Regions from separate parts of the Homo sapiens genome. Here region 2 is linked to region 1. A link is an interaction called in ENCODE POLR2A ChIA-PET data of the cell type or tissue named here. Cell type or tissue: Panc1. All regions are shown on one strand.

Evidence for each region. ChIA-PET counts read pairs that join two places held together with the same protein. Peaks named below come from ENCODE experiments on the same cell type or tissue, not always from the same donor. Only the 100,000 strongest peaks of a DNase experiment are listed, where the experiment ranks them.
Region 2: POLR2A ChIA-PET joins it to region 1 with 6 read pairs; 2 of 35 experiments call an interaction of 5 or more read pairs at or near these places.

Annotation. Positions count from the first base shown.
Region 1 is chr7:138,119,021-138,124,020 of GRCh38, reverse strand. MIR4468 (microRNA 4468) reads right to left here and starts at 263; the gene lies at 200-263. LOC124901828 (small nucleolar RNA U13) reads right to left here and starts at 2,933; the gene lies at 2,830-2,933. It also overlaps the pseudogene RCC2P3. In Panc1, no CTCF peak of the experiment used is centred here; no DNase peak of the experiment used is centred here.
Region 2 is chr7:138,006,761-138,011,760 of GRCh38, reverse strand. The region is part of intron 2 of LOC124901752 (a long non-coding RNA gene); the gene reads right to left. Among named protein-coding and RNA genes, the nearest start is that of CREB3L2, 7.2 kb to the right of the region's middle. In Panc1, CTCF peaks have their summits at 2,513 and 2,743 (motif pointing right); a DNase peak (open chromatin) is centred at 2,800; H3K4me3 peaks cover 226 bases.

The DNA.
Region 1 (5,000 bases):
ACAAGCCAGGCTCTGGATTCTGCAGCCGCAGAGGTCCTGCACTGCTTTCAGGTACATGGAAGATTCATGGGAGATATTGGGCTCCCCCAGAAAAAGAGACTACCAACTTCACAGACAGCAAAGGACCAGGTGTAACCAACATGGATCTGGGATGCCCCACACCCAAGGAAGTCAGACTCCAACCTCACCAAGCGGGGACCATCTCATCCTTCTGCTCTGAGTGGCCCAGTCAACCATAGCCACCAAAGCCCCAGGAGAAGACTCATTTCTTGGAGTCCAGAATCAATGTGTGGTTAGCATTACAGGTCACGTCTTACACAACCGTTATTGGCTGGTGGGTTCTTGACCCTTAGTAAATAGAAATAGACCAAGAATCTGAGATGGGCTTGAGCAAGGCAGTTTATTGGAGCTCTCAGCTTGAGCAGAAGGGGAGGTAGCAGCAGGAAGAGACCTGCAGCTAGCTCCCTGACTGCAGGTTAGTTTGGGGTTTCATTTGCTTTGGAGCTCCTCCATGTGACATCATTGCATGTTTGGGGTGGTTTGGCAGTTGCACCTATGCAGTCTCTGGACATGCTTCTTCATGTGATGCATGTCTCATTAGCATCTTAAATCTCCACCCAGGGGTGTGCTTTTTACTACTGAAATGAAGCAAAGGCCAGGTTAGGACAGGCTAGGACATTACTGGGCAAGTGCATTGGGGAGCATCTTTTGCAAAGTGCCCACTGTTAGCCAAGATGCTTGTGCTCAGAATACTCTGTCTCAGATTTGATTGGTCTATTTTGTGAAAGGAAACGTTTGTGGTTGTGTGGCTGCAAGGTTGAATGTAGCTTCAGTCAGCACAGCATGTAAGGGAAATGGGGAGGGGTCCCTGCCTTGCTCTGGGGGTCTCACAACCACCTTTGGTACAGGCAGAATCTACCCATCTTTCATTCTCAGTGAAGGTGGGCCACTCATCGTGGCACCAGCACCAGCTCACAGCCTTAACTATTCACTGTGCCTGGGTCCCAGCTGACCACATTGAGGGCACACGAAGGAACAGAGGTCTCCTTTGTCGCCCATTATACGGAATTCATTTCCACTGGCCATTCTAGTAATTGGCTGCCCGTTGTCCATGATCTGTGCGGTGCTGGGGATGCTCCTGCGTGGTTGCTGAGGCTCAGCTGCCCCATCTTGTTCTCCCCAAAGGCAAACGCAGAGCCCGTTTCCGTCAAGGCCAAGGTGAGGTTCCGCCCACAGGCTGCCTACATACTCACTTCCCGGCAGAGACCCGCAATGAGTCTGGGGGCTTCCATTCTCTTGGTGTCACCAGGTCCCAGCTGCGCCTTCTTATTTTGACCCCAGCTCCGCAGCTTCCATCGTGTCGTGATGAGGATACTGTGCGCAGTGCGCAAACCCGAGACCGCTGTCCGCACCAGGACCCCGCCAGGCACCCACATCTATGGGGCCCCCACAAATTCTGACCGAGATTGAGGTAAGCAGCTTGCTGTTTAGGCACTTCTTTTCCACCCATCGAGTCCTAGTTGGTTGACCCCGAAATCAAAAACTGCCCCTTTGCACTTCGACCCTTGAAGTCTGATGCGCTCCTTGGTGTGCTCAGACTCCGCGACGACCGCGGCCCCGCCGCTCACCTTGTTCACATATGCAGCCAGCCACGCTGTGCCCTTGCCTCCGCCAGGGCCCCATGGAGCTGCCACAGCGCTCGGCCTCTTGGGCTTTCTGCCCGCACGCTGGGACCTCCACGCTTCCCGGGCCGCCTGGGGCCCCTGTGGTTACCGAAGCCCGGTTCTTCCCAGGCTACTGCCCAGTCTTCATCCTGGGCTTGTCTCTGCTGGTTGGAGTTATGAGAAACCAGACAGAAAAAGGAAGAGAAGTAACTGTTAAAAAAAGACGGATAGAAGGGCTTCCCCCTACACCCCTGTCCCTTCCTCTCCTCCCCAGCACCCCCCAGCACTCCCCACCAGACCAAGGCTCCAGCCCATTCACCAGATTCACTTAAAGTGTAACTTATATTTTGGAACTTGGACCATGTGTCTGCCAAGGCTCAGGCTTTGGTGCTGGGTTAGAAGATTGTGCTGGATGCTTCCTGTGGCCTTCGGTGAAGTCCTTCATAAAGGAACCAAGTTTTGGTTCAAGCCTGGAGTGCAGAAGGCAACGAGGGAAGAGAATGTGGCCTTATTAAGAAAGTCTGATCTGCTTTGAGCTGAATCAGGCAAGCACGTGCTGTGCAAAAGGAGAATTTTGCCCCAAGCTAGGCAGTTAGTACATCTAGGGAGGGCAGCCGGAGCTCAAGCCGAGATTCTGAAGAATCCAAATAGGAAGCCAGGGGGATATAGCTCCTGCCAGAGGAGATATGACCCAACAGAAAAAGCCTTTTACCAAAATGCCCTTTAGATGAGAGAGTAAGCCTATTAGTTGGGCATCACCCTCTCATCCTGTTTCTCATGAATGGGAGGCAGAGACTAGGGTGGAAGAAGCTAAAGTGAGAATTTGGGGATTTCATGTGTAGAGACAGAAACATTAAGGCTACTATTTGGATTCAGGGAGGATTCTGATTCAAGAAGAAGACATTGAAGTTAGCAGAAGCCTGAAATTTTGAGAGTTCTGAGAAATATCAAGTCTTAGAAATATGAGTTTGTTTATCTTTGTTAATCCCTATGACTGTGGCTTCAGAATGCACACACCTCAAAGTGTTGAAGGCTGAAGACAGGATCATTGCCTATGCCCCTCTAATGGCCTCTCCTGGTGCTGTGTTGTTACTGTGGACGGAATGACAATGCCTGAAGGAGGCCCTCTTGGAGAACTGTCAGGGATAAGAAACATTTTTTTTCGTGTCATGTGGGTAATGTGCTGATGTTATAACAAGGTTTAAGGGTGGCACGCCTCACACATGCACATGAACACTCAGTCATCACGCTCATGAACTACAAAAAGATCAAGAAACATTCCTTTTTTTTTTTGAGTGGAGTTTCACTGTGTTGCCCAGGCTGGAGTGCAGTGGCACAATCTCGGCTCACTGCAACCTCCGCTTCCCAGGTTCAAGTGATTCCCCTGCCTCAGCCTTCCAAGTAGCTGGGATTACAGGGATATGCCACCATGCCCATCTTATTATTTTTTTTTTTTTTTGTACTTAGCAGAGACAGGGTTTCCCCATGTTGGTCAGGCTTGTCTCGAACTCCTGACCTCATATCATCCACCAGCTTCGGCCTCCCAAAGTGCTGGGATTAAAGGCGTGAGCCATTGTACCCAGCAAAGAAACAGTCTTATCAAGAAACACTGCAGGTCCAGAAACATTCTGTGCACTGGGCCAGGATGTCCTTGCCGCTCCAGCCCGGTATGTTTCTGTGGACCAGTGAGCATGGCATGCCGTGGGTCTCCTCTCCTTTTTCAGGCAGGTTGCATCACTATTGACGGATCTTTCTACATAGCTGATCAGAGGCCATTGATAAGAAAAATTGATTTGGGTTAACAAACATCTTTTTGGGGTTGCGTAAGTCCCCAAAAGATCAAGATTATTGGTTGTCAATACTTGGGCTCAGTAAAGCATTGATTTGGCAAGGCCATTTTTACAGCCGATGTTAACTGGAGAGACAGGAAATCCTTACTGAGGGATGGTGTTTTCTTTTGTAAAACTGCTATAACTAAGTACCACAAACTGGGTGGCTTAAAGAACAGAACTGTAGTGTTTCACAGTCCTGAAGGCTAGACGTCTGAGATAGAGGTGTTGGCAATGTTGATTCCCTCTGAGGGCTGAGGTGTAACTGTTCCATGCTTTTTGCCTGGTTTCTTGTAGTTGTTGGCAATCTTTGTCATTTCTTACCTTGTAGAAGCATCACCCTGATCTCTGTTTTCGTCTTCACATGACATTCACCCTGTGTGTTGTCTGTGTCCAAATTTCCCTTTTTTATGAGGACACAGTCTCATTGGTTTAGGGTTCACCTTACTCCACCCTACCCCAGTATGATCTCATCTTAATTAATTACATATGCAGTGACCCTATTTTATTTATGTTTAAGAGATGAGGTCTTGCTTTGTCATCCAAGCTAGAGTGCAGTGGCATGATCATAGCTCACTTCAGCCTCAAACTCCTAGGCTCACACAGTCCTCCTGCCTCAGCCACCCAAATAGCTGGGTGCTATGTGTGTGCACAACCAGCCATGTGTACACAACCATATCCAGCTAATTTTAAAATTTTTGTAGAGATAAGGTATCACTCTGTTGACCAGGGTGGTCTCAAACTCCTGGCCTCAAGTGATCCTTCCACCTTAGCCTCTCAAATAGCTGAGATAACAGGCAAGAGCCACCACACCTGGCCCTATTTTTATATAAGATCACATTCTGAGGTACTGGGGTCTGGGCTTTTTAACATATGAATTTTGAGAGGACACAGTTCAACCCATAACAGATGGGAAGCTTGAGAGGGGTGACAGTGGAGGGAGAAGGAACATGCAGAAGCTTCCATCAGACTGTTGTTCTTTCCTGACCTTCCTACTTTCTGTCTCCAGATCTTTTTCCTCCATCTCTGTTATGACTAAGAGAGGATTTCGCTCCCCCAATTTTTAGAAATACCTTTTCGCTGACAAATGATGGGACTCTTTTCCAATGTCTGTCTTTTAAAAATGCTTCGATAGGTGTTGTTTCCATTCTCACCTCTACACTAATACCCTCAAAGTATTTTTAAGGACTTTCACAACAGGGACCAGGACTCAAGTTTCTGCTCTTTCATAATGGTACCACCTTTTTCTTCTTCCTTCCTCCCTCCGTCACTCCTTCCATACCTCCCTCTCTGCCTGCCTCCCTCCCTCCCTCCCTTCCTTCCTTCCTTCCCTCCTTCCTTCCTTCCTTCCTTCTTTCTTTCCTTCCTTCTTTTTCTCTTTTTTTGAGACGGAATCTTGCTCTGTCGCCCAGGCTGGAGTGTAGTGGCATGATCTCGGCTCACTGCAATCTCCGCCTCCTGAGTTCGCGCCATTCTCCTGCCTCAGCCTCCCGAGTGGCTGGGACTA
Region 2 (5,000 bases), 110 kb after region 1:
ACCTCCTCAGCCTCCTAAAATGCTGCGATTACAGGTATGAGCCACTGCACCTGGCCTGTCCTAAGACTTCTATCATCCATGGACAGTCCTTGTTTTACTTTGATTCTTCTCAAAAAGTAGTTTATGATCAGCTACAGTTCAAAAGTTACTTCTTCTTTAGGGAAGTTCATGGAGAGGACTCTGATGGGTGCTCTTGAATGCAGGTTTCTAAGTTTGGAGGCTGTGTCATTGGACTAGAGAGAAAATTGCCAGATCTTTCATTGAAGAGCTGATATGTTCATGAAGATTGCTGGCCCAGTCTTGGACAGAACAAAGGTTAATTACTAATTTATAACTGAACTAATTTATAACTGAAATAATTTTTTATGCCTTTTTTGTTTGAAACATTGCTGATACTTTTTTGTTTTGTTTTTCAGAGTCAAGAAAACTTTTTTTCTTTTCCTTTTTTGGGAGATGGGTTCTTGCTCTGTTGCCCATGCTGGAGTGCAGTGGCATGATCTCAGCTCACAGAAACTTCGACTGCCCAGGTTCAGGCAATCCTCCCACCTCAGCCTCTCGAGTAGCTGGGACTACAGGTGTGCACCACCACACTGAGATAATTTTTTGTATTATTATTTGTAGAGATGAGGTCTCACTATGTTTCCCTGGCTGGTCTTGAATTCCTAGGCTCAAGCTACTCTCTCACCTTAACCTCCCAAAGTACTAGGATTACAGGCATGAGCGACTGTGCCCAGCTGAAAACTTGAGTTATTTATAGCTTTTTTTTTTTGAGACGGAGTCTCGCTGTCTCCCAGGCTGGAGTGGCGCGATCTTGGCTCACTCCCGAGGTTCCGCTTGCCAGGGTTCCGCCCCCCAGGGTTCACACCATTCTCCTGCCTCAGCCTCCTGCGTAGCTGGGATTACAGGCGCCCGCCACCTCACCCGGCTAATTTTTTGTATTTTTAGTAGAGACGGGGTTTCACCGTGTTAGCCAAGATGGTCTCGATCTCCTGACCTCGTGATCCACCCGCCTCGGCCTCCCAAAGTGCTGGGATTACAGGCGTGAGCCACCGCGCCTGGCCTATTTATAGCTTTTAACAATTGAGTATACTCTCGTGAGTAAAATTTCTCTCTACCTGATTTCTCCAGGACTTGGAAACTATTTGAGTATTCTTAATTTATGTCAGTACAGCTATTTGCTTAGGTTCAATAAGAATCTGTTTTTGTTTTTGTTTAGTAACAGGTCACAAGTGGAGACACTGGGTATTTTACCAAGGCTTTGACTGGAATGGCATATTTTCAGATATGAGAAGACTGCTTTGAGGAATTGAGATTGACTTTATAGAGCTTATAGCCCATCAGAAAAACTGGCATGGTGGTGTGTGCCTGTAGTCCCACCTACTCGGGAGGCTGAAGTGGGAGGATTGCTTGAGCCAGGGAGGTCGAGGCTGCAGTGAGCCATGATCCCACCACTGCACTCCAGTCTCAGTGACACGGTGACAGCCTGTCTCAAAAACAACAACAACAAACTCCACAGACCAAAGTACAGATACAGTTGATCTTTATTCATGGATTCTGTATTTGAGAATTTGGCTACTTGCTGATATTTATTTGTCACCCTAAAATACTCATGGTATTCTTATGGTCCATTTTTTGGACCTGCACAGAACAGTGAGAAATTTGAATCTCCTGGTGTGCCCCACTGCAGCCAAAATTTGTTATCCTGGTGAGGTCAAACAAGACCAAGTTCTGTCTTCTCGTTCTGGCTGTCATATGGTAAAACAAGTATCATTTTTGTGGTCAATTTAGTGCTACACATAGCATTAAATTCATTTTTGTGGTGCTTTGTTGGTGATTTTGCTGTTTAAAATGGCCCCAAGCATAAGGGTAAAGTGCTGTCTAATGTTCCTAAGTGCAAGAAGGCTGTGATGTGTTTTTTGGGGAAAATAGGCATGGATAAGTTTCGTTCAGTCGTGAATTACAGTGCTGTTGGCCATGAGTTCAACGTTAATGAATCACCAATATATATTTAACAAGGTGTCTTTAAACAGAAACACACATAAAACCAGGTTATCTGCTTTTATTTTGTTTCTGCATGTTTATCAGTTGATACACGTTAAACATAGATTGATACATTTGTTTCTTTATATGTACTGATTGCTTGATGAAATTGTCATGAGCAGAGTCTCCCAGGAACCTAACCCCTATTTTCCCTATGAGCAATGGTTCAGTGTCTGTGATGATTTTGTAGAACAGAGCTACTGCAAATAATGAGAATAGGCTGTACAAGCAGCAGCATGGACCCATCTCACAGATGCGTGAGTCAGACAAGGAGTATAGGCAGTAAAATTCTGTTTGCATCATGCTCAAGACCAGGCAAATCTGATCTATGGAAGCCAGAAAGGCAATGACCTCTGGAGAAGCACTGACTAGCAAACAGCACGAAGGCACTCTTTAGGTTGATGAAAATGTTCTCTCTCTCCACCTGAGGGTTGCAAATTAATCTGGAATGTGAGATGTGGTTTTATTTTACCACTGCTGGGGCCAGGAGTGGCGGCTCACACCTGTAATCCCAGTACTTTGGGAGTCTGAGGCAGGAGGTTCGCTTCAGTCCAGGAGCTCGAAACCAGCCTGGGCAACATAATGAGATTCTGTCTCTATTAAAAATAAAAAAAATTAGCCAGCCATGGTGGTTTTATTTTATGACTGCCCAGCTCTTGCAATCTTTCCCTTTGGGTTTGCTAGTTGCATTGTTCCTCTTTAGCCACTTGGTGGCAGTGTTGGAGAAGTGACCAAAACGGCTGAAATTGAAATTCCGGTCTTTTCTAGTTCAATTAAAGGGCTGTTTGTTTCTGGCTGTGTCCTCCGTCCTCCTTTAAGGAACCTCTTGCCTCCACCAACCTCTCTTGTGACACGGTGCCAACAATCTCCTAAGGGGAGCGCCCTACAGAGGTTGGAGGAAAAATTGTGGCAAAGCAGTGTCAATCCTTGAACCTCTCTATCCCTGCGTCTTGCCTAACCCTCCCGCAGGCCCTTCACACCATTTCATGCCTGATCCCTTTCTCTGTTCCTCTCCTGCCCTGCTAGCCCCGCTCCTTGGGCACTGGGTGTGCCCTTAGGCTGTCAAATTCAACACACCGAGGCCGTGTGCGGTGGCTCACGCATGTAATCCCAGCACTTTGGGAGACCGAGGCAGGTGGATCACGAGGTCAGGAGTTCTAGACCAGCCTGACCAACATGGTGAAACCTCGTCTCTACTAAAAATACAAAAATTAGCCGGGCCTGGTGGTGTACGCCTGTAATCCCAGCTACTCAGGAGGCTGAGGCAGGAGAATTGCTTGAATCCAGTAGGTGGAGGCTGCAGTGAGCTGAAATGGCGACACTGCACTCCAGCCTGGACAACACAGCCAGACTCTATCTCAAAAAAAAAAAAAAAAAAAAAAATATTCAACACCCTGAGCCTGATCTTCTATCACCGGGAGAAGGTCACATACCGGGAAATTGGGACATGCAAAGCATATGATCCTGGTGTCATACAATTGATGTTTCTAGAAGTAAAACCTGTTTATCAACATGAAGAATGCTTCATCCTTTTCCAGTCAGCTGCTAACAAGAATGCATTAAATCCACACTGGAGGATGGGGGATTTTCAAGATCTCTTATTAAGTGGTAAGAGCAAACTGCAGAGAAATGTGCATAATAAAACAGTGACTGAACTTCTCTCTGTCTCTGTGTATTTGTATATGATTATATGAGCATAAAGGAAGTATGGAATGATACGTACCAGGCTGTCACCACTGTGTTCTTGGGATGGGATGGCCATGAGCAGATAAACAATGGAAAAAAAAAATCTTCACTGCAAAATGACTCATGCGAACGGTAACATGTATAACATTTTAATCTCATTTATTTAATTACAGGTTAAGATGTATATCTCTGTATAGCTATGTGTGTGCATACATAGACACACAGACACATATACTTATGTATAAATTAAAGCTATTTTTTCCTATATATTTTCTGCCTTTTACATTAGGCCTAGACCTTGTTCACACCAAAATTATAAAAGTATTTTATCTCTGGTTTCTCTGGATGGCTTTGTTTTATTTTACACTAATATCCTTAGTCCATCTGAAGCTTTTTTTCATATAAGTTGTAAGGTAGGGGTTTAATATAATAAAGTTTTATTTTCAAATTTTCTACAGTCTTTAAACAAGCTGTAGTGTATTAGCAGCCTCCACACAGTGACAGGTTAGTACGAGTATAAATTCAGCATGTAATTGTGAAGCCGAGGGGTGGCCCTGGGAGGGTGGAGTTCAAGATCTCCTGAGGTCAGCAGAGGTGGAGAAGGACCAACGTATGTGACTCTGGCTGCTCGTACCTGTAGCTCTTCCTGTTGTCCTGGGGCCTTTGGCCATTTCTGAATTTGCCAAGATGGGAAGAGGTCTGTTTCCAAGGGCAGGCTGCTTTCTAGGTTTTCAGAGTCCACCCCCCCAAACCCCTTTGAGAAACCGAGAGGCAGAGAGACGTGTTTCCTTGGCTTCAGGCAGAACGGTTCTATCCAGCACCCCCATCAGGGGCTATTCTCTATCAATAAGCAATCTACAGCCAATTGAAGCCAAGGCACCTGTGCCGTCTCTTTCCAGCTCATTTTCTACACCAGGTGGACTTCTCAGCGGTGGGGAGCAGCTCTCCTTCTCCCCTCCTTCTGTCTGACTCTTTATCCCAGTACTCAGAGTTCTCATTACCAAGTTATTTCACATTCCTGAGGCCTATCCTGATTTCCTGGATTTCCTAGGAAGGTATTAGATTCTTGCAGACATCTTCTCTCCTGTTTGTTCTATATACACTGCATATTACAGGTGCAATGGCTCATGCCTGTAATCCCAGCACTTTGGGACGCTGAGGTGGGAGGATAGCTTGAGCCCAGGAGTTTGATACCAGCCTGGGCAACAAAGCAGAAAACCCGTCTCTATACAAAATTAAAAAATTAGCTGGACATGGTGGCGTACACCTGTAGT